3 separate regions of the Mus musculus genome follow, and regions 2 and 3 are each linked to region 1. Evidence: chromatin loops called from intact Hi-C (ENCODE). Cell type or tissue: heart. All regions are shown on one strand.

Region 1 (8,000 bases):
GCCTGCCTGGGCTACATGGTGAGAGCCTTTTCCCAAGTAAACAACCAACCCCAACAAACAAAATGCAGAGGCAGAGGGGCAAGAGCTCCAAGAGCTCCAAGAGAAGTTTCTGGTGCCAGGGTCAGCACTTTTCCATGTGGGTGGAGTCCAGGGAAGAACAGTTCTTTCCCTCTTTTCCCCCCTCACTGTAGGCAACTTTTTCCTTTGAGGCTGGCAGACGCTGTCTCTCTGGAGAGGGCAACTTTGAGTTCGAAACACGACACGGCAATGAGATCTTCCAAGCCTTAGAAAAGGTCATTGCTGTCCAGAAGAATGCCACCCCTTCCGGGCCTCCATCCCTGCCAGCCACAGGGCCCATGATGCCCACTGTGCTGCCTCGACCTGAAAGCCCCTATTCCCGGCCCCACGACTCTCTGCCTTCTCCATCCCCTGGCACACTGGTGCCTGGCATGAGGCCAGGGGCCCCTGAGGGGGAGTATGCCGTACCCTTTGATACGGTGGCTCACTCCCTGAGGAAGAGCTTCAGGGGCCTCCTGACGGGCCCCCCTCCACACCTTCCCGACCCACTGTATGACAGCATTCAGGAGGATCCTGGGGCCCCTCTACCTGACCATATATATGATGAGCCTGAGGGTGTGGCTGCCCTGTCCCTCTATGACAGGACACAGAGGCCCTCAGGGGAGACATGGAGGGAGCAGGCCACTGCCGATGGGGGTCCCAGCTCCCTCCAGCAAGACTCCTCTGTGCCTGACTGGCCACAGGCAACTGAGTATGACAATGTCATACTTAAAAAAGGCCCAAAGTAGGGGATGGCCAGAAGATGGGATATGTGGTTCCCAGGGAGGTCTTCGGAAGCTGTGGAGGGGAAATGGTGGCTTCTGGTAGAGTCCTTTTGGTTACTGCCCCTTCCTGGGCCCCAGGCTCGGTGTGCCTTATTTGTGTACTGTGTGAGTCACTAGCCTGGAGCAGAAAGAGGGCCCTGGAGGGACCCACCCTCCTCCTACACTTTTCCACTTCCTCCCACTGCCTTGGGTCTAAAGGGAACTGGGGCCATTTCTCTTAAGAGACAAAGGGTTTCCACAGATGTCCTGGCTCCTCGGTGTGGGCAGGCCTCCTGCCTATAGATGTTTTGTTCCTGGGACAACCCTGGCTTCTGGTTAGCAGCGAGAGTAGCTGTTGTCCCTCTAGCTCCCAGAGTTTTCTATACATTAAACCAATTTCGAACTACTCTTCTGTGGCCTGTAATGCTGTGAGGGGAGAGAATGCTGGGGCTGACCTGCCGAGTGCTTCTTCCACTGGCTGGGATGTCTTCCCTGGGCCTCTGCTGGGTCCTCAGCATTTGTCTACAGGGTCAGAGGCCCCAGGAGGTCTGGGACCCTCCCACCCCCCCTAGGAAAATCTTTATTTTAATCTGTCTTTTGTTTCTATAACTGAATGCCACAGACTAGGTAGTTTATGAAGAAAAAAGATTTTATTTTCAGCTTGTGGATCTTCAGGCTGGGGAGTCCACAAACACAAAATGTTTATGGTATCCAGTGAGAGCCTTCTTCTTGCATGATAATACCACAGTGGACATGATGTGACAAGAAGACAGCAAGCATAGAGAGAAAGCAAGGCTGTTCCCTGGATCATGCACTGCTTCCTGAATCACTTCATTCATCTACAGAAACAGTGCCCTCATCGTCCAATCCCAAAGCCCTGCTTCCAAATCCATGAGCATATAACTTGGGAGATTTTGTTTTTAACATATGAAACATGAGGTCCATTCAAAGCATGAAAAACCTTCAAACATCTGCTTTTTTACTTTTTGCAAGGACAGAAAAATGGCAGTGGATGCGTGAAGGGTTTGATGGCAAATCTGGATTTCGAGAAAGACTTAGCAGTTAATAGATTTTACATTTATCTACTTCTGCGTGTATGGGCAGGCAGGGCTTGTCACAGCTCCCACATGGAGGATGCAGGACAACTTGCAGGAATCAGTTCTCTCCATCCTCCATGGGTTCCAGGATGGAGCTCAGCCCATCAGTCTTGGCGATCTTTCCCTGCTGAACCATCTCATGGGTCCCAAGAAATGAGTGACTTATTGTATCTTTTATGCACTAGAAATAAGACTTACCGGTTGTGTGGTCCTGGCCAGCCTTTCCTAGGACATGATTCCCACCCCACCCCTCCTTACATATATGTGTAAAGCTGAGAGAGACAAGGCACAGATGGCTGTCCTTGAGAAGGGAATGTTAAGTGCCACATAGGCAGCCCAAGGCCAGGTGCTTCAGAAGCAGTTAATGTCCAAGAAAGACTTCATAGCAAAGGGTGGTGTTTGAGGTGGGCCTTTCAGGGTGGGAAGGGCTTTGATGGTACTTAAGGGGTCTGGGGGGAGAGAGGGAGAGGGAGAGGGAGAGGGAGAGGGAGAGGGAGAGGGAGAGAGAGAGAAAGAGAGAGAGAGAGAGAGAGAGAGAGGATATCTTGGAAGGAACAATACTAAAGCTACAGAAGGAGTCAGGAAGGAATTGGACCCAGAGCGAGCTGCTCCATCACTGTTTAGTTGGAATGTTGACTTAGTGATAGCAGGAAACATCCATCCAGTAGAAACCACATTTTGAACACTGAACTTTGATCAGCTGATCTCTATGGATGGGCTCCTTTTCCTCAGCGCCGGCATCGGGGCATTGGCAATGGCCTCCAATCTCTTGGTAGGTCAGGTGTGCCCCATGCCTCTTTGGCTTAGGACGACATGAACATTGGGAGGTCTTAGCAACACAGAAACCTGCTGTAGGTGGAGGGGTAGTGTCGGCAGCAGCAGATTCGGAGTATGTTGTGGGAAGCTCATTGTTAGTGGGAGAAGGAAGGGAGGTTTGAGGCTCTTGGGTAAGGAATGCCACAGGAATAAATCTTTAGGGACAGCAGCTCTGGGAAGCTGGACTTGGGGGTGAGAGGTATAGCGTAGAGATGCCACTGAAAGGGTTCCTGGGATTCAAAAGCTGCTACAGAGTTAGCTCCTGTGCAGCTTGGGTGACGAAGAAGAGAGGTTTCCAAGGCGACACTTAAGTTTCAGGTAGTGAGCTTGGATCCTCACATGCTGAGGTTAATTACGATGGCTACAGTAGCCAGGGGGTGAGTCTTTAATCCCAGTACTCCGGAGACAGGCATATCTCTCAGTTCAAGACCAGCCTGTTCTACAGAGCAGAGTTCCAGGGCAGTCAAGGCTGCATACATAAACCCTGTCTCGAAAAACTAAAAAACCAAAGAAGCAAAAAAGCAAGCAAGCAACCAACCAACCAAACAGAAAGACGGCGGCTGCATTCTGTCCAGTCACAGTGAGGTTCTAGTGCAAGACAAGGTTCTAGCATCCAGGAGAGTAATGAGCAACAGACACACAGATCCATGCCTTCAAGACCCCGGGTGTGTGGCCTCCTAGGTTTTGTCTTATGGTAGCTTTTGACAGTTATTAACGGAGTACGTAAGCTGGAGCAGGTAAGAGGTTCTCTGCCACTTTTGTCTGTGCCAAGGTTTGCATTCAATCTGCGGGTCCAATTCTCCAAGGAGCCCAGGCTCCTCAGGACATGGGGGAAGAGCATTGGGGCAGGAGTCAGGTAGACGCTTTGTGTCTCAAAGCAAAGAAGGCCACATTATTGATTCCTCACTTGGCACTTGACGCACTCATCCCGAATGTGCCCAGCAGGGGGCAGTGCCAGCCTGTGGAAACTGCAACTAGGGACTAAGCTTGCGAGGCGCGGTGGGTGCCTGGTCCTGAGGGACGAATTTCTCTACCTGAAGGATCTGGTGGTGAGGGGCAGCTTCGGGAGTCTTCCGAACCTTGGGATTCCCCTCCGGAAATGTGAACACGCTTTCAAAATATGGGATCCTGAGCCGATCCCTATCTCTTTGCGCCCTTCACCTTCAAGAGACAGAACTTTCTGGTTGCTCTACTCTGAGATCACGTGATCTCACCAGGGGACGTGGTGGACAGCTTGATTGGGGAAAAGTGGGGTGAGGGGTTGGTAGCTGCGGAAGTAGAGCATTTGGGGAAGCTGGGAGTGGCAATGAAAGTCCTTAGAAGGCTGTTGGGGAAATGCTGACTAGGTTTTTAGTGTCCTCGGAGGAAATGAGCCAGTGGGTGTGCCCCATTCTGCAGGGAGCTCTGAATGCCTCTTAGCTAGCTTTAGCTGTGTCTGTGTCACCGCGATGTGTGTGCATCATTCATCCAGTAATACTACAGAGCAACTGCCACTTGTATGTCCCTCTCTCTCAGAAGCTGGGATTCCGGAAGGTTCCCCAGCCCCTAGCCCCAACTCAAAGGAGCAAGCAGTGGGGAGCAGCAGAGGCGGTCACTGATGGGTCAGGGAGAGAAGCGCTTGAGAGCACCACAGACAGACACACTGAGGCAAGGCCTCCTTCAAGAGCCGCTGAGCCACCCAGGCGGCCAGGGGAAAGTGCACAGGCAAGGAAGGAAACAGACCTGCCATTGTGGGCCCGAGCAAAGGATTTACAAAGACCTTGCCACCCAGAATGGGTCTCTGGCTCTAGGCAAGCTGCTTAGTACCTGTTGATACTATGAGAAACTTAGGTGTATCTAGGACTATTATAGACTGGCTTAATCTTTTAATTGAGGTCATAGGTTGTCTAATGAATGGACATGTTCTGAGAAATTTGTCACTACACATTGTCACCACTGAATATTCTTTTATTAATTATTTCTTTTCTTTTTCTCTTCTTCTTCTTCTTCTTCTTCTTCTTCTTCTTCTTCTTCTTCTTCTTCTTCTTCTTCTTCTTCTTCTTCCTCCTTCCTCCCTCCTCCCTCCTCCTCCCTCCTCCCTCCTCCTCCTTCCTCTTCCTCTTCTTTTGGTTTTACAAGACAGGGTTTCTCTGTGTAGCCCTGGCTGTCCTGGAACTCACTCTGTAGACCAGACTGGCCTCAAACTCAGAAATCCACCTGCCTCTGCCTCCCGAGTGCTGAGATTAAAGGTGTGCCACCACGCCCGGCTTATTAATTATTTCTTCACTTTACATCCTGACCACAGTTTCCCTTCCTTCCCCTCCTCCCAGTCCTTCCTGCCAATCTCCATTTACTTGTCTTCTGTCTTTTCAGAAGGGGGGGGGGGGCTCCCATCAACCAACCCTGGCATATCAAGTTGCAGTAAGACTGGGCACATCCTCCTCTATTGAGGCTAGACAAGGTAGCCCCGTAGGAGGGAAGGGTCCCAAAGGCAGGCCACAGAGTCAGAAACAGCCCTTGCTCCGGCTGTTAGGGGTCCCACTTGAAGACCAAGCTGCACTAGTGTAACATATGTGCAGAGGGCCTAGGTCAGTCCCATGCAGGCTCCCTGGAGAGTGGTTCAGTCTCTGTGGGCCCTTAGGGGCCCAGGCTAGTTGATTCTGTAGGTTATCTTGCACCACTGAATTTTTATACCTATGTGATATATAACTGCGTACCTAAGGTACATGGTATGTTTGTATATATGTCTGTGTGTAAATATAATTTATACTATTTGCTATATAAATATAACACATATATGCATGTAATATATAATTTATATATGTTCTATATAATCACAATATATCTGTAATATGTATATATTATAGATGTGTGGCATAGCCTGTTTCACCTAGGATACAAACATGTAGAGCTATGTTATATGTGAAATACTGGATGTATTGGTAACATAATGGTATTTGTGTATATATAAACATCCAAGATAGAAGAGGGTCCATAAACATGCCAGGCAGGAGGTATTTTTTTTTCATCTGCTTTAATCTTACAGACTTTATATACAGCTTGTCATTGACTGAGATGTCATTGTGTGCCACAGCCATGCATTGGCATCAGGGCAGATAGGAGTTCAGGGTTCAGGTCCCCAGCTTGGAGGCATGTACCCAAATTCACTACTGCTGAATGCTGTGTCATTCCCATTCTTTTCTGACTCTCCCATTTCTCTTTATTCCTACTTTCTTCAGAGTGTATAAACTGTGTGCACGTGCATGTGCGCGTGTGCGTGCGTGCGTGCGTGTGTGTGTGTGTGTGTGTGTGTGTGTGTGTGTGAGCTAATCTGAGTAAACCTGCCCCACGCTTAGAGAAGGGGATGCCAGCCCCCCCCCCCCCCCCCCCCAGGAGGTTCCACCTGGACTTTCAGCATCTGGAAAGGTTTCAGCATCTGATTGTTTGAGCCTCTCTGGCTCACTCAGCCCTCCCTGGGGACTCTCCTCAGGCTGCTGCTGCCACCACTTTTCGGCCTTGATGTTAACCAGCCTCCTGCCTCTTGCCTTCTGGGCGTTGATTCAATTAGCCAAGGTGCCCACCTCTTGCAAGGGCCATTTATAAAATCAACTGGGGCAGCTGCAGAACCTCAGGCAGGGCAGGGCTGGAGAGATAGCGAGCTGAGAGGAGGAGGTAGAGGAATCCTGGGAGGGGGGTCTGATCCAATTAGGTGCTAGGCTGGCTTCCCCCTGGCAGGAGGCTGTACATCATTGCTTGGCTTTGGTCCTCTACTGCCCGGCACAGAGCAGAGTCCATCAATCTCCAGGCTGTGGATAGGGATGGTAGAGTGAAGGCAGTGGTATGCAGTGTTCACAACACTTCCATCTTTGTAGCAAGCATGCTTGGGACAGCTTAATGTTGTGGGCTGGGCACACAGGCTGCAGCTTGACTCCCTGGGTTCAAGTTCTACCTCTGCTCAAAGGCAGCTGTGTTTTTGGCACCTGCATCAGTTTTTGCTGGGGGAAAAGGAGATGGTAACACTTCTCCTCTTTGAAGTTTGTGGCAAAGATAAAAGGGATGAATGAAAGCATAGCTCCCAGGACAGTGCTTGGCACATGCTGAGCTCCGGTGTCTACCACAGTCTCATTTGGCTCTCAAACCAGCAGTCAAATTATGCTTATCTTAGTAATAGGGTCACTGGGTCATAGGCAAGCAGCTTCCCCACAGTCTTTGCAGAGAAGACTTGGGCTTGGTAGAGGTGGAAGGATTTGCCTGGACACATGGTTCTAAAGAATGAAGAAAGGAGGAAGAGAGGTCAAGGAGAGGTCAGAAATGCTTTGCCTGCAGCCTTTCCTTTCCACACTAGGAGGGGGAGTGCTGAGGACTCCTCAGCCTCAGCTTGGAGAGGGGTTCTTGGAGAAGGAATGTTTGAGATAGAGAGAAGGGTGTTGGAGACCTGCAAAACGAATGACTTGAAGTCAAACTGTGGGTCCAAGCTGGCAGCCTAAGTTCTGCTCGAGACAGCTTTCTAAATGCTCTATGTTCTTCTTCTCTAAGCAGTTCTCTTTTGTTATTCTAAAAATTATCTGGATAGCTCAACTCTTAGAGATCAAAAGCCCAGTTTATTTTTTTTTTTAACTTATCAATTCAGTCATTCCCCCAGGTTTCCTTTTGGTTATCCCATGAATCAGCATCCCTTGACCTCAGCCTTCTTAGGAAGAGTCAGCAAGCACAGACCTGTCCTGGAATTACCATGTGGACCATGACTGGGCCTAAATTCCCTCTGTCCCAGGCTGACCTTGAACTCAGGAATCTACCTGATTTTGTGTCTTTCTGGCAAGATGGTTTGTGGTGTAGCTGCCCCTACTCCTTCAGATCTGTGACACTCCTTACACAATTCACATTTTGCATGGTTGAGAAATGATCTATTTTTGAACTCATGTTTTCAATGTTCTTTCCCACAGCCGTAGGAGCTGTCTTGAACGCCACAGTATTCTACCATTTGCTGAGACCTAGAACACATTCTTGCCTCCCAGGCTCACGCTGTCTCTGATTATCATAGAGGCATTAACCTTGGCAGAGAGGACATTCCTCATAGGGGAACCATGAAAACATGTACATTATACAAGAAAGCCTTACACCCACAACAACCACCAATACTCAAGGAGTCCCACGCTCTGCTGGCTCTGTTCCAGGGGCAGGAAACCGCCATACTGCCCCTTATATGGCTATTTTGGACTCAGCAGGGGAGGGCAGATTCCTGTGGCTGAATCTGATGCTCACATGATCTATTATGCCTAGGAATGGT
Region 2 (8,000 bases), 1.5 Mb after region 1:
GAGCCATCTCTACACCCTTGTCTCGAAGCCGCATAAATGCCCACTTGTACCAGGCGTGGTGGCGCATGCCTTAATCCCAGCACTCTGGAGGCAGAGGCAGGAGGATCTCTGAGTTCAAGGCCTGATCTTTAAATGGGGTTTTCAGGACAGCCAGGACTACCCAGAGAACCCCTGTCTTGAAAACCCAAACCAAACAAACAAAATCAAGTGACCGCGGCAGAGAGATTCCCTGTTCTCAGTCACGGACTTGAGTGCACTGACTTCACTCTCAGTAACACCCTGGGTGAAAGAGTTTCTGAAGAGCTCAAGAACAAGAACGGAAAGCATGGAGGGAAGAAAAACAAGGAAGAAGGGAGGGATGGGAGCCAGGGAATCTTGCAAACCCTAAATCTGTAGCTACAAAGGGATGTAGAAAACCTCGGCTGAAGGAAGGAAGAAGGAAGAGCAAAGGGAGTCTCGCAAACCAGGGATGAGGAAGTGGAGCAGGTGGCCTGAGGGGGAGAAAGGCAAGCCTGGGGTGGGTAGACAGTGCAGATGCACCAAAGCTGAGCTTGACCCTAGCTTGAACCATGGAATTCCATTCTCTTCCCAGAGACGCTGCCCCCTGCAGAGTCACCTGCTTCCTGAGATGGCAAATCATACCTCCCAGCTCCTTTCTCCATTTTCCAGTCACCGGAGCAGCTCTCAGTCGTCTGTGCTTTCTCACCAAGGCTGACAGCTAGGGTGACAGGTACCCTAGCAGCCTCGGAACAACCAATGGCTAAACTCCCAGTCCACCAACCTCTTCCCTTCACCCCTCTGCCCCAGGCTCTGTTTTCCATATTCTACCTTCAAGCTTCCAAGCTCCATTACAAAGAAATATTTTCTCCTTGGAGGAAACATCGTCTACCAGGGTGGTAACCTGCCTGTCTCTGATGCAACGCTGCCAGCCTCTGTGCCCTACCCCGGAGGCCACTGCCTCCTGAGACTGTTAAGGTGATGAGGGGGGCTATTAAGCAAATTCATTATTGACTATTCCACATTAGATTCTATTTTTTTCCCCTTTGATGTCAACACAACTAATAAAAATGCACTTTATCTTAGTGGATTTATGGGCTCGTAAAGATGCTTTCATGTATCTCGGGGAATTGGGATTAAAAGAGAATTAAACATCTTCGCAGCAAACCTGCTCAGGTAGAGGGAGTCGTGGGAGGGACTGGAGTCGCGGGATGGGGGTGGGGCAGAGAACAGCGAGTCAAGGGCAAGAAATAAACCGAAGTAAAAACCTGGCAAAAATATGGCTTTAATATATTGTTAGAGAATAAAAACCTCATAAAAAGTTATCACCAGACACGAGGAGTGTGTAATGTCGCCCATTGTGATTCTGGGAAGGAACCTGCTGGGATCCGAGTGTCATTAAGTCTAAGTAAACCGGGAGCTGGCAGAGAAAGGTGCGCAGGGTGAGCATGGCAGAGCTACAGGAGAGGCAGCCTGTCAAAAGGCAAGGAACAATGGGACAGGAAACGCTGGTGTCTAAAGATCCCTGGTCCTGTCCTGCAAGGAGAGGCTAAAGAACTGATATATAGGCCTGGCTTGGGGCAACCACCCCAAGATTTCACAGGAAAACTTAAATCTCTGGTCTTAACTGGAGGGAGGGGGGCGGAACTGCCTCCTCCAGGACCCAATGCAACGGCTGAATAAACTAAAGCAAAAGTCTTTCTTGGTATTTTTTTTCTCTCCTCCCAAATCCTGGTCAAGTCTCCATTCCTGCAGCTTTTGCCATCTCCCCTCCCTCTGCTTCTCCCCAACCCTCATGCCCAGGTGCAAACTACTATTATCTGTCACCTAATCTAGCACAAATCCCATTCTCATTAGCATCCTCCAAACTCATTCTCTCTCTGCATGGCTGTGCTGGGAGGAGCTTCTAAAAATTCAAATCACAATATGGAGTTTCTCTCGCTTAAAGCTCTGCAGGGACCCCAAGATGAAGGAAGGGTGAAGTGCATAATGCTTAACCTGGTAGAGAGAGTAGACTCTAACTAGACCTACGCAGATGTATCCTCCCATGCCCACCCTTGCTTCTGTTCCCACTCCAGCACACAGAACCTGGGTTCTTCCCTTGCCTATGACTGGAAATCCAGACCCCTCCCTCTGCACAGTCAATTCCCTCAGTTTCAAAGCCTCATCTCAAATGTCACCTAGAGGAGTCCTGAGGGGCCGCCAACCAAACATTATCAAAGTTCTGACTCTCCTACCTAGCACATGTCACATCTTGGGTTCTGTATTTACTCATGCATTTAAATTTAATATCTGAGTCTCACACTAAACTATAACCTTTTGAGGGCAAAGAATGTGCCTATTTCTTATTCATTATATCCCCCAGGGCTTAACACCCTACCCAGCTGGCACTCAGCCTTTAATCAATATTGTTTCAGCAAAAGAAAAAGTCCTTAGATTTCTTTTAAATAGAAGTTTCTGTGTTTTGGATATGGGCTCCTGAAAAGGTCACGTGTGGTTTCCAATTTTAAGTAGTAGTGACTCTGGGAGTGGGGGTGGGGGTAACAAGGGGTTAAAAATTATAGGTGAAAACAATTATAGATGGAAGGTGAAGTAGATGAGTAGGTCATGGGGAACCACTCTCAGAAGATTATATTGTGAGTTAGTCGTCCACCCACTCACTCCCAAAATAAGGTGAATGGTCCCTGAGAGACCACATGAAGATAACTCCTGGGTTCTGCACACATTCACACACACAATGCACACACACACACACACACACACAATGCACACACACACACACACACACACACACACACACACACACCAAACAAATGCTACCAAACACACAGAGCAAGCCTGGTCCCTCCTCATTCTCTAGCTTCTTTGCTTACACAAACACACACACACACACACACACACACACACACACACACACGGTTCCACACATGGTATCCCATTCCACTTCTCTGACATGTTACATCCTAGACAAGATACTTGTGTTCGATGTTACCATCAGCCAAAGAACCTTCTTTCCTTTCTACATCGCCCAGTGTCAGGTGTCCTGTTATAGTAACATGGACGAAACTACTTCAGAGCTTCAGTGTTTCCATGACTAAAGGAGAAGGGAAATTTGGAAGGAGATACAAAAAGGTTTTCTGGATAAGCTGGAGGCTGGAAATATAGATGAGGTTGGGAAAACCAAGCACAAACTCCAGAGGTACAGTGGCCTGTTGTGGGGCCATCATTTATCACTTTGTTCCCTTCAGTACTTCAGTGTCAATAACCTGTAAGATTTAGGGGTCTGTGGGGTTGGAAAATGCTAGGTGAATGCCTACTCTCACAAGGTGAGAGTAGGAGGATTGCTAAGATGAGGGCAGAGAATCCAGAGATAAGAACAAGGTGTCACCCCCACATCCAGACCGAGCTCTGGAATCTGATCATGACTGCAGGAAAGCAGGTTGGCCATCTCCGCAGCCTTGCAAGGCCACCATCAGTGATTAGGTTATGATGGCTCTGGACCTGGACCACGAAATGGGACTGCTCAGACTTGGAGGAACCAACTGACCAGCTGATCTAATGACCCAGACATGAAAAAAAAAAAAAAAGCACCTCTCATTTTTTTATTTATACAGGGAACGTGCACAGACTTGTACCCAGAGCAGCCCATCCTGAGTGTCAGAGCTTGCCTGAGAGGCCTCTGTAATGATGCTAAGTTTGCCTAGCAGTGCACTGGCTTAGCTTTAGACCTTTATTAAACCTCTGGTGGCCTTGACTGCTCGGGACACCCCCTTCCAACAATACCAACTCCATTTCAAAGCGTCTTTCAGGTCACTCCTCTGTTTCACCTACTGGGTCTTTTATCCCTTACACCTCTGCTCGCCATTTAGCCAACAGATATTTGTGTTTGCGTATTTGAACATCTGTGGGTCAAACATTTCTCTGAGTGTCAAAGAAACAAACTAAAAGTCCCTGAAATTTTAGGGTCTAAGTGCTACACACAGACATACCCATATACACAAATACCCTCCACACAAATGGATGCTAAACTCCTCTTGGGAACATTAAAAATGCACTATATTGTGGGACATGGCAGTCCACATGTATGTAATCCCAACACTTAGGATTCAGAGGCAGGAGGATTGGGAATTCTAAGCTAACCGTAACTATGTAACAAATAACTTATCTCAGAAAACAAAGGGTTTTTGTTTTGTTTTGTTTTGTTTTAATTTTTAAATAGCCACTAACATATTCTTCCTTCCAAGCAGCAGAGTGGTACTTCTTAGATGCCTGATGTAAGGTCAGGCACCATGCTGAGCTGCTAGGTGCTGTTGGCACAGTAAATACAACATTCCCTGCCTGTGAGAGATGAAAGGTGAGAGATAAACACACATAAAAATAAACCACAAATAATAGGTATTGTGAAGAAAGCAGGTAGGACTACTAAGAAAGAATAAATAGAACCCAATTAAGGTCATGGCGTCTCTAAGGAAACCACATGTGGTGGTTTGAATATGCTTGGCCCATGGGAAATAGCACTATTAGGATATGTGGCTCTGATGGAATAGGTGTGGCCTTGTAGAAGAAAGAGTATCACTGTGTAGGTGGGCTTTGAGGTCTCCTAGTGTTCAAGCTCCATCCTGTGTGGAAGAGACCCTCCTGCTGGCTCCCTGCCTAAGCCAGTCTCCTGCTTTGGTCTTTTGATCAAGATGTGAAACTCTCAGCTTCCAGCCCCTAGTCTGCCTGGATGCTGCCATGCTTCCCACCATGTTTATAATGGATTGACCCTCTGAAACTGTAAGCCAGCCCCAATGAAATGTTTTCTTTTGTAAGAGTTGCCTTGGTCATGGTGTATCTTCACAGACACCATCTCCACCACCACCATAGACCAAGGCATCTCACCTTTTACTTAGCTGCTTAAGTGCAAAAGAACCCTAATGGAGAGACCACATTTCCAAAGATACCAGGAAGACATGGAAGGATGCAGAAGAACTGGTCTGTGGAAGGGTAGAGGAAAAATGCACACCCTTCCATACATACTGCAAAAAACCTTTCAGTAATAGAAAGATGGTCCACTGAAGAAGCCCGGTGTGGTTGAAGACAACTAGGGAGATATCAGTTAGCAATGAATTCACGAAGCACTCAAGGGCTGCATCTTAGAAAGCCTTCTGGGTCCAGATGAAGATTTTGCATTGTACTTAAATTCAACAAGCCAATACAACGTTTAAGACAGTGGCTGTGGAATGTTTGGTGCACTGGAGTAAGGATGGACAGATGCAGTGGAAAGACTTTCTCAGCCAAGTAAAAGGTGAGATGCCTTGGTCTATGGTTGTGGTGCAGATGGTGTCTGTTTGAAAATAAAACCACACAGCTTACACTGTGATAGAGGGGGTACTTCTATTGGCCTTCAACAGCTTTATTACCTGATATATATCAGTATTTTAGATGTCCATAAAATTTCTTCCTCCTGGGCACCTTCATCCAACTTGTAGCATTATGGATTCATTCTTTATCTTGTGCCCTGGGGTTCTTAGCAATAATTGCAGGGTCTTTTGAGTGAACTCTACCTTCGTTGCAAGTAATTTTGGTGCTTTGACAGACTGTCTTACATTTGAGCTTGGTGTTCTCTTATGGCCCCTGTGTTATTCAAACTTGATTTTGCTATGACAAATGTCTGGGGATAAACGGCTTACGAAGAGGAAAGATTTATTGGGTTCACGATTTTACCCCTTAGAAAGCTGGTTCCATGTTTCTGAGCTTCAGGTGCAACTGGGTATCATGGTGATGGGAGAACCTAGTGGAGGAAGCTGTTCACCTTAAATAGGGAGGCAACAGAGGATGAGAAAGAACACCACCACCACCACCACCACCACCACCATCACCACCAAATAAATAAATAAATAATAATAATAAAATTAAATAAAATTAAAAAACAACCACAAAACCCCACTTCTGGCTCCTCCACAGCCTCTATCTCCTGTTTTACTAATTTCTGAGAATGGCACCACCTGCTGGCAGCTACACATACTACACATGAACCTGTAGAGGAAGCTCTATTCTGATGCCTTAAGGAGTCGGGGTCTTGAGAAGGTATTCTAAAGAACAAGGTCAAAGGCAGGATGTACTGGATTCAGAAAAAGCAAACTGGATTCCTAGTACTAGCTCATTCTCAGAGTCCTTTATAATCTAGGACAAGATGTTTCCTGCTATTCATCATTATTAAGGACCTACCATGTGACAAGATGTCCCATGTAACCCCAAGGAAGTAATACATGACAAAGAAAACACCAGTCATGGTTAAATGAGAACTCTTCCCCCACAGACTCTGGTGTCAGAACACTTGGTCCCCAGCTGATGGCACTTGTCTTGAGATGTCGTGGAAACTTTGAATGGGTCTTATCGGGGAGACGGTACTAGGAGTGGCCCCTTGGAGGTTAAACCTACTTCCTGTTATCTCTATTTGGTGCCGTGAAGTAAGTAGAGCCTGGCCACACAATTCCTCCACTGTGAACCAACATCATGCCTTCCACACCAAGGTGTACTTGAACTCTGAACTAGTGAGGAGAATAAATGTTTCTCCTTTATAGTTTTGTCAGGTATTTTGTCACAGGAGTAAACTAATAGAGACCTTTGTGCTAAATTGCTTTGAGTGACTGAGTGTCTACTAGGTCTAGCTGTAGTAGCTTCAAGCTTGAGGAAGCAGGACAGCCTTGACCCAGGTCAGGATCTCAGGTCTCCCAGGAGCACTTATATGTACTAACTGTTCCTTGGCCTTGTCCTCGCCCCTCTCGCAGGAAGACAGTGGCTTTGAGGAAAATGTCTTGGCAATTGGCTCATGTGTGATTGATAAGTTTATGGTTCTGGGAGGCGTCTAGGCATCTGGGCATAGATCTCAATAATTAATCCTAGGAGGTCTTTAATGACAGAGGAGATTGTGCCATGTGAAAGTCGCTTTAATACTAAACAGCTTGTGTTATCTAACAAATGAGAACATTTCACACCCAATAAACGTCACTTTTGATAAGTGCCACCAGCGCTCATAAATCTGACAAATAACTCAGCAAGATGGCACACAGGCTCGTCCTTCCCTAGCTCATCCTTCACAGGGTTCCCTCCTCTTGCTGTGCTTTTAGGTAACAATGGGCCAGAGTCCTCTCCATCACCACATGAGCCCCAGGGCACAGGGTTAGGGAGGCTTACAGTCACTGCTCCATCACATGAAGGCCACACCACTTCCACAGGGAAGCTTTGTTTCAGGTGAATGTGGGTCATTCTCAGTCCCTGTGTAACAGATTCAAAGAGATTTTTTAAAGCTGTTTTCTTCTCATTTCCGTTATTCAGAAGCCATCAACAACAGATGAGAGTTGGCTTAAATGATAAAAGTCGTTCCCCGGCTCATCATCAAAAGCATTAGTGATTAAAAGGGAACTGCCAAGATGTACTCTGTCCCCTCTGGGCTGATGGTAGATCAACTCTATTTACTAATCGAGAACCTTCTTATCCTGTATATCACAGTCTCTCAGTACAAGTCTGTGCCTGGGTGACCATGGAGGATGGGAGAGTCTCGGCTCCATCGGGAAGGAATAAATACAAGAAAAACTGAAAACTGGCCTGTGTGAGTCCAAAACACACACACACACACACACACACACACACACACACACACACACGAAAAGCCAAAGCTATGCAGAGATAATGGAAAGAGTGGTTGTCAATATGTCTAATTGTATTCTAAATATCTATCCTATATACCTATATACCTATAGATAAATGTAGTTCTGGCCTCTCTTCAAGTAAGCTTCTTCGTGCAATAGATGGGGATTATTATAGAGTCAAAAATGCAGAAAATAAGTGACCCACAACTGATACATTTGCACTGCAATCATATAAGGCTCAGGGAAAAAATCTCAAAAGAAGGAACAAAAAGATTGCAAGAGCCAGAGAATCAGGACATCTGCTCCTAGATAGTGTCCCCTCAATCTTGACAGGGTATCTTACTAAGGTTTTTTTTGCTGTGATAAAAC
Region 3 (8,000 bases), 1.4 Mb after region 1:
ACCTCCACAGCAGTAACAAGGCTGGATAAAGGGACATCCTAGGTGAGAGGCTCTGCCATGGAGATACAGCAATGGGATTCTACCAAAAATAGATAGATAGATAGATAGATAGATAGATAGATAGATAGATAGATAGATAGAGGCAGAGAGACAGAGAGACAAACAGAGAGAGAGCATTCACTCACCTAATACACCATCTATTCCAATAGAATTTGAAGTACAGCTACAGTCAGATTCATCTCATACTCCTGAGACTTTACATTGTTGAATATCAATGTTGCCTCTGCCTCCCTCTACCCTGGATCATCATTCTACTCTCTGATTCAGAGAGAATTTGAGATCCCCCTGTACGTGATATCATGTAGTATCTGTCAAGTTCATGCTCAGCCAGGTGGTGGCGCACACCTTTAATCCCAGCACCTGGAGGCAGAGGCAGATGGATTTCTGAGTTTGAGGCCAGCTTGGTCTACAAAATGAGTTCCAGGACAGCCAGGGCTATACAGAGAAACCCTGTCTCGAAAAAACAAAACAAAACAAAACCAAAAACAAACAAACAAACAAACAAATAAATAGAAGTTCATGCTCACTGTCACATATGACAGGACTTCTCTTATTTTTTAAAGTTGAGTAATATTTTGCTGTGTACATATGCAAACTTAATGTCCATTCCTGTGGTGTTTTCCTTTTTATAAAACAAAATGCCTTCCTATGTTGTACAATTAAAAAGTGGAGGAGCGATGAGCTATCCACATTTATGATTCCATCTGGACAGAATGAACTCTCAGGCTCATTCCATTTCAACGTCATTGCAAAAAAACAGATACTGCTGTAGAAAGCCAACACCAGTATAGAAAATTCTGACTTGTTGCTATTTGGAATTACAAGGGGCCCTAGTCTAGCACTGAGTGTTTCTCTCCCTGGGCTCTGTGATTACAATGTGTCCAGTGGCCCTCAGATTGCAAACAGCTCCTCCAGCAGCCTGACCCCTGTGACCAGAGTGCCCTCTGTTGAATTAAAAGATTATTTTCATTAAATTTCTGGGGAAACACACATGGTGCATGAGAGGCTAAGAAAACGTAGATTGTCCTGAAACAGCCTAGATTGCCACATCACTCTACAGCCACCCCCACCCCAAGCACACAGGTTATACTTTCCAGACCACCAGCAAATACTTGAACCAAGGAACAGTACTGAACACATTGTTTCCCCAAGACATATATACCTATGATAACATTTAATTTGTAAATTAAGCATTGAACGCAATTAACCACAATTAGTAATAAAAGAGCAATGTTAATGGTACACTGTAATAAAGTTATTTAAAACTTACAGATTTTTATTTTCAGCATTTTCTACTTACAATTTTTGAATATGAGCTGAATGTAGGTAATTGAAGCCACAGAAAGCAAAACCATGGATCAGGGAGACTGCAGCTCAGTAAAAAAGGAATCAACAGAATTTAGACAGCAGCATCTGCCCATAAAATTACACATGGCCCTAAAATCATATTCAGTCTGACAGAAGACAGAGCACTTACAGGAATTCAGGGAATTTTCAAGCTATTATTACACATGATCTGTTTGTGTCAAAGAAATGGAGGAGCTATATGCCTGGAAGGACTCATCTAGGACTTTGGAAAAACAGCATTTGTGGTGTGTGTGTGTGTGTGTGTGTGTGTGTGTGTGTGTGTGTGTGTATTCATGTGTGTATGTGCACATGTGTGCACACACATTCTCCTGTGTGTGTGTTCATGTGTGTGTGTATTCGTGTGTGTATGTGCACATGTGTGGACACACATTCTCCTGTGTGTGTATTCATGTGTGTGTATTCATGTGTGTGTGTATGTGTGCTATTGTCCCAGACAGGACAGATGAAACTATATAGAACATGAAAACTATATAGAATGTTGGACTCCCAAAGAAGTTGGTTTTAAAAGGAGGAGGTACATTGACAATGGAAAGCACCAAGACGCCTCTATACACAACCATGGCAGGCTGGACTTGGGAAGAATTCTTCAAAGAGACTGTAGCAGCATTCATTCCGCAGCTATTTATGTGTCAAGCCCCAAGCTATTCATTGTCATGTATGTTTTGTGCTTAAGCATTCTCATTTCTAAACACATGAAGAGCCTCTTAGAGTGAAAGCATCTCAGGTCTCTGTGAGCTCCTGTGCCTATTGACCTGGGAAAGCTGTCAGGGATGTTCAACCTGGGGTGAATTTTGAGCCAAAAAATGGAATAAATGATCTTATAGTCACATAAAACAGCAAAGGAAAGATTCAATAGTGAGAGCTCTGGAAGATGGCAGGATAACAGGAATAGAAATGTGTCTTTTACCAGGAAAAGAGCCCTAGTGACAGGTAGTGTGGTTTCATAAGGTTGTGTGGTCCTTTGAGACCAAGGCTGCTTTGTGCTTTGTGCTCACTATTCTTACAGCCAGAGGGGCAGTAATGGCCTGAGCCTCATGTCACAAGCATCACAATGGAAATAGCCTTCCAGAAGCCTCACTCTAGCCTCCGATCTATTTGGCCAGAATCAAGTCATGTGACAAAACATGGCTTCCTGGAGAAGTGAGAACTGTACTCTCTTGCTGGCTAGTCCCATTGAAAATATAGCTCAATAAAAGCTAGAATCTCATTGGAGAATGAGATGGAAATTAAATATTTGATGCATAAATACTAGACTCTTTCCCATCCAGTGATTAGGAGTCTAGAGAAATATCCTTGACATAGCACACAGGAGGCAGATAAAAAGCTGTTCATTGGTGTGAACTGAAGTGAACTGTTAAGAGAAATAGGGGGGAAGACTGGAGACTTGGTAGAGTGGATACACTGTTTGTCATATAAACATGTCTTAAATTCAATTTCCTAGAACCCATGTGTATTCATTACAGTGATAAAACAGCAATCGAGGAAACTTATAGAAAAAAAGAGCTTATTTGGCCATTGGTTCCTGGGAGATAAGAGTCCATGATGGCAGAGCAGAGGCATGGTACCCGGAACAGGAAGTTAAAAGCTTACATCTTGAGTCACAAACAGGAAGCAGAAAGGAAACTGGGAACACAGCATGTGGCTTTGAAACCTCAAAGCAAGTTCCTGGTGATATACTTTCTCCAGCAAATCCACACGCATCCATACAAGGCCAAATTAGTCAAACATCCAAACCAATGGAAATGTCCTTATTCACACCACCACACCATGTAAAGGCTAGAGGAAATAGTAGACCTGCCCAAAATACCAAGGCAAAAAATCCCTGAAGATTCTGGACCAGCTATCCTGATGTGCAGAGGCAGGAAAACAAGAGGCTCTGCCTCAAAGAATGTGGAATGTGACCACCAACACCGGAGACTATCCTCTCAACTCTCAACTCTACTGACACATATGGACTCTCTCTCTCTCTCTCTCTCTCTCTCTCTCTCTCTCACACACACACACACACACACACACACACACACACAGACACACACATAAACAAATACAAACACATACAAATACACACAGAGAGAATTTAAAATAATAATGCAATAAGAAAAGAAATTTTTTAGTAAATAAGGATCCAAGAGTCTAAGTCCAGAGTCTTGCAGCCTCAAGAAGTAACTCACTCAGAAGTCAAAGAATCTGCAGCCCATTCAATTGCACTCTAACTGGCCCTGGTTTATGTCACACCTTGTGTCTGCTTGTATTTGCCAAAAACTCCACAACCTCACGTGCACCTGCATGGCAGCCCTCTCCTTCTTTATTGGGCCTTCCTTCCTTCCTTCTTTCCTTCCTTCCTTCCTTCCTTCCTTCCTTCCTTCCTTCCTTCCTTCCTTCCTTCCTTCCTTCCTCTCTCCCTCCCTCTCTTCCTTCCATCATCATTATACACAGTAAGAGTTGGAAATAGGCAAGGGGAGGAATAATCCTGAGTTGCCCATCAGGTGATGAAATCTCAGTATCACCCAAAAAGGCAGCAAGCCATAGTCTTGTTTGGTAACTATGGAAGCTGAGCCTGATGGAGCAGGTATGGATATTGCATCAGAGAAGCAGGAGATGGGGCATCCAACAGAAGATCTACTATCAAGCAGCAAGTAGTTCTGATTTTCCCCTCCCCCAGGACCTCAGTTTCATAGTGATTCAATTAGAGATATCTCATTCTCCTTTCAACAAAAGATGCCTTCCATTGTTGAGTTATATTACAAGTGGCTATGTCTCTTACAAAGAGACTTCACCAAATCAAACTAGCTATTCTACTCAGCACCACCCCACTCCCAGCCCCAGTGCACTCATTTGTTTTGCAACTCTGCATCTAGTTTCATGAAACACTTCTCTAGCCATCCCTTGTGAGATGAAAATCCTATGCCTGCTCATACCCTCCAAACTCCCCCCACCAATCCAGATCTCACCAGGCTAATGTGTTTTCAGGTTGGTATGTTTGTGAGTGCTGCCACCTCCTGGATGTTCGTCTCTGGGCACTCCAGCTGGACAATCAGCCCTTGTGCTCTCTGGGACCAGTGATACATCTCAGAAAATGCCTTTGTTTGTTATTTACACTATCGTCCCCAGGACCCCATCTGTTACCCTGAACCCTCTTTCTGATGTAATTGAGATTTTTTTTAAAGTTAGATGCATGAGAGCCCCATGTACAATTATTCACCCTACATGCCCAGTTCCAGGCTCTGGGCCAAGGTTCCACAAAGATAATAAATACCAGGCACTAAAACTAGCTCGTCAGGCTGGTGCTCTGGGAACTCGATGAGCCTGAAGCTTGTGCCTAGCAACTCTGTTCACTGCTCTTCTTGAAGTGGAAGTGGGGGAGCTAGTTCCTTAATCCTGCTTGTAAACCACTGGAAAGCCACAGAGAGCTATAGGTGATAGTCCCTCCCGTGCATGCCAATCTCAGTCACCACCATGCCCAGACATAATCACCTTTCACCCAGGAAGCCTGGGTATGGAAGAAATATGGTTCTGGTAAGATAATAGGCACAGACATAATAAAAATCTGGAAAAAAAAAAGCTAGAACTCAATAGAATGGTAGAAATCCTCAAAGTTCATGGAATGCAGATGCAAAACACATCCCAAGCCATTTCCCAAGTTCAATCAGTCAGCATTTGGCTGAGCTGAAACAAGATCTGGTGTCTCCCCAGGTTCTCCTTCAGGACCCAATAGAACCTTAAATCAAAAGTAGCAAGAACAGATACAGTAGAAGAGTATGCATGACAGTTGAGTAATGAAGTCTAGTAGCACATTTTATTCAGCAATTTGTTGTTCACTGCGTTGAGTTGCCACATGTAAAGCATATGTAAGATCTTATACACAAAGCTCTTGAGTATACTAATGAAAATAACACATGCAAAGCCCTTAGAATGAGACCCTTCACACAGTAAATGTTGACTGTATTATCTATTTATCTATGTGTAACTAGATTTTGTTCTCTGTGATGCTAATGAGGTTGTCTATGCATTTAGCCAAAAACAATAGGCCAATAGCTCAAAGTCATTTATCATTAAGAAAACAGTAAGGGTTCTTGCCATCCAATAAATAAATAGGACAGACGGTACAGGATTGACAATGTAGCAGTTACCCAGACACTTCCAGTTCTTTCCAGCTAACAACCAAGCAATAGGGCAACCTTGGGTGCTAGATCTGGGTCTATGAGCTTGAACATTAAGGGTGGAATCTATATTCATTCTTCACTGGTCTGCATCCGGATTCTGGGAAACAGTAAAATGAACTGGTTAGTGGAGAATTGCATGGCTATTGACAGACACTGTTTCAAACATTTCCCAATTAACCACCAAGCTCAATCCAATGAGAAGGCAGCAAAGCGAGCGTGTCCACGGTTAACAAAATGTTGACCACATAAATGTACACCCTCAGACACACCCACTCTTCCTTCCCTCTGTCACTATGGAGGAGCCTCCAGGGCTTCCCACCCTGACAATTCTTTGTTGTCATCCAGACCCCATCCTTCCTTCTCACCTACTCAAAGCTATGGCTTTTAGGCAACACTCCTCACTGATCTATTATCCTGGGTTATAAAAAAGCAGAGTGAAAACACACAGCTTTCCTCCCACTAAAACTAAAACCTACATGGGAAATAATGGAACCTCACATTGGGGTGGGGGGCGCTCCCCTGACCCCACTTACCCCTAACTTGCCCTTCATTTCTCTCCTTTATCAGAACTCGGCGAAATCGTTCTCTATATCCATGGCCCCCAGTTTCTCTTCCCAGAACTCTAATCAGTCTCTTATCACAAGGTTGCCATTAGACTGCTTGCCTGGGGCTTGCCATATCTATTGCTTCAGGGCTCACCATTCATCTACCAGATCCATAACCAATGGTAGCTACAATGAGCCACTTCTTCCCATGACTTCAAGGGTTCCACAGGTAGATGGGCTTCCTTAGACCCCTCTGACAATTCTATCAACTCCTGTTCAAACTTACTAGCTAGAACCTCTACATCAACTGTCCATGTATCTATCCAAATACATTGTACAGCAAATCATGAATCAGCCAGTAAATGTGTCAGCATACAGCCCTCTCCTTTATCCTCAGGCTCATTTATATAACAGCTTTAGTATTTACTTTTATCACGTTTAAAAGATAACCTTAAATTTGTCCTGTGAATGAACCATTATTGACTCTAACTACCCTTGAATCACAAATCGTCTCACTCAGGAGAAAGCCAGAGTACTTATGACAGATATTTTTTTAAATGTACTTGAATAATATTGTGAGTACTCAGTAATAATACAGACTTCATGACCGATATTTTCTAACCAAGAGTTTTTCTATATATCAACAATAAAAATTAAACATTTTATAAAAATTAAGTACTATTTCAAGTATCTTCAAAAACAGCATATGCAGGGATAAGGTTAACAAAATATCTATATATCATAATGAAATATTTGTAGATGTCCCACAATGGAAAAATGGATACAGAAAATGTGGTTCATTTACATAGTGGGACACTACTCAGCTATCAAGAACAAGGGCATGATGGGGGGGGGGGTGTTGCAGGCAAATGGATGGAACTAGAAAATATTATCCTGAGTGAGGTAACTCAGACCCCCAAAGGACATGCATGGCATGTACTCACTAATAAGTGAATATTAGCAAAAAAAATGTACAGAATACATAGGATATAATCCACAGAACTCAAGAAGTTTAACAAACTGAAGAGCCCAAGTAAAGATAACTCAATCCCACTTGAGAGGGAGAAGAAAGCAATCACTGTAAAGGGAGGGAGAGAGGGAGGGTTAGAGGTAGAAAGGTGGGTGGGAAAGAGGACAGGGAGGGGAAAAGGGGAACATGATCAGATATTGGATGTGGGGAATAGGAGTGAAGAAGCCCTTAGGGCCAACAGAATGAATGGAAACAGGCAATCTCAGGATATAGGAGGTGTGGGACCCTCTAGAATGTACCAGAGACCTAGGAGGTGAGAGACACTCACGACTCAAAGAGGGGGAACCTTAGATTAAGTACCCAACAGTGGGGAGAGGGAACTTGTAGAGTCCACTTCCAGTAGAAAGACAGGACATCAAGTGGAGAGATGGGGTTGCCATCCCACAGTCAAAAGCTCTGACTCAGAAGTGTTCCTGTCCAAAAATACTGCAGAGGTAAAAATGGAGAAGAGACTGAAGGAATTAAGGTCCTGTGACCAGCCCAACTTGGGATCCATCTCAAGGGGAGGCCCCAAGACCTGACACTATTACTGATGCTATAGTGTGCTTACAGACAGGAGACTGGCATGACTACCCTCTGAGAGGTCCAACAAGCAGCTGACCAAGACAGACACATATACTTAACACCCAACCAATGGATAGAAGCTGGGGACCCCTGTGGTTGAATTAAAGGAAGGATGGAAGAAGTTATGGAGGAGGGTGTCCCCATAGGAAGACCTAGATCGCCGAGATCCTTCAGATCCTTGAGCCACCAACCAGGCAGCATAGACTAGCTGCTAAGAGGCCCCCTGACACATATACAACAGAGGACTGCCTGGTCTGGCCTCAGTGAGAG

What was found. Hi-C counts contacts between places; a loop is a spot of excess contacts. Peaks named below come from ENCODE experiments on the same cell type or tissue, not always from the same donor. Only the 100,000 strongest peaks of a DNase experiment are listed, where the experiment ranks them.
Region 2: a loop joins it to region 1, with 11 times the contacts of the local background. A loop is called at or near these places in 23 of 42 quality-filtered maps.
Region 3: it touches region 1 in a loop (10-fold over the local background); 12 of 42 quality-filtered maps call a loop at or near these places.

The regions. Positions count from the first base shown.
Region 1 is chr14:70,777,268-70,785,267 of GRCm38, forward strand. Dok2 (docking protein 2) reads left to right here. Exons shown (of 5, transcript NM_010071.2): 5 at 192-1,227. The coding sequence ends at 806. Among named protein-coding and RNA genes, the nearest start is that of Dok2, 6.9 kb to the left of the region's middle. In heart, a CTCF peak has its summit at 3,672 (motif pointing right); DNase peaks (open chromatin) are centred at 494, 1,004, 3,724 and 4,104; H3K4me3 peaks cover 768 bases; H3K27ac peaks cover 1,404 bases; H3K27me3 peaks cover 549 bases.
Region 2 is chr14:72,294,230-72,302,229 of GRCm38, forward strand. No RefSeq gene overlaps it. Among named protein-coding and RNA genes, the nearest start is that of Gm41205, 110 kb to the left of the region's middle. In heart, a CTCF peak has its summit at 5,995 (motif pointing left); no DNase peak of the experiment used is centred here; H3K27me3 peaks cover 614 bases.
Region 3 is chr14:72,183,094-72,191,093 of GRCm38, forward strand. It overlaps Gm41205 (a long non-coding RNA gene), which reads right to left and starts at 1,431. Exons shown (of 3, transcript XR_874813.1): 1 at 1,361-1,431. In heart, CTCF peaks have their summits at 1,013 and 4,427 (motif pointing left); no DNase peak of the experiment used is centred here.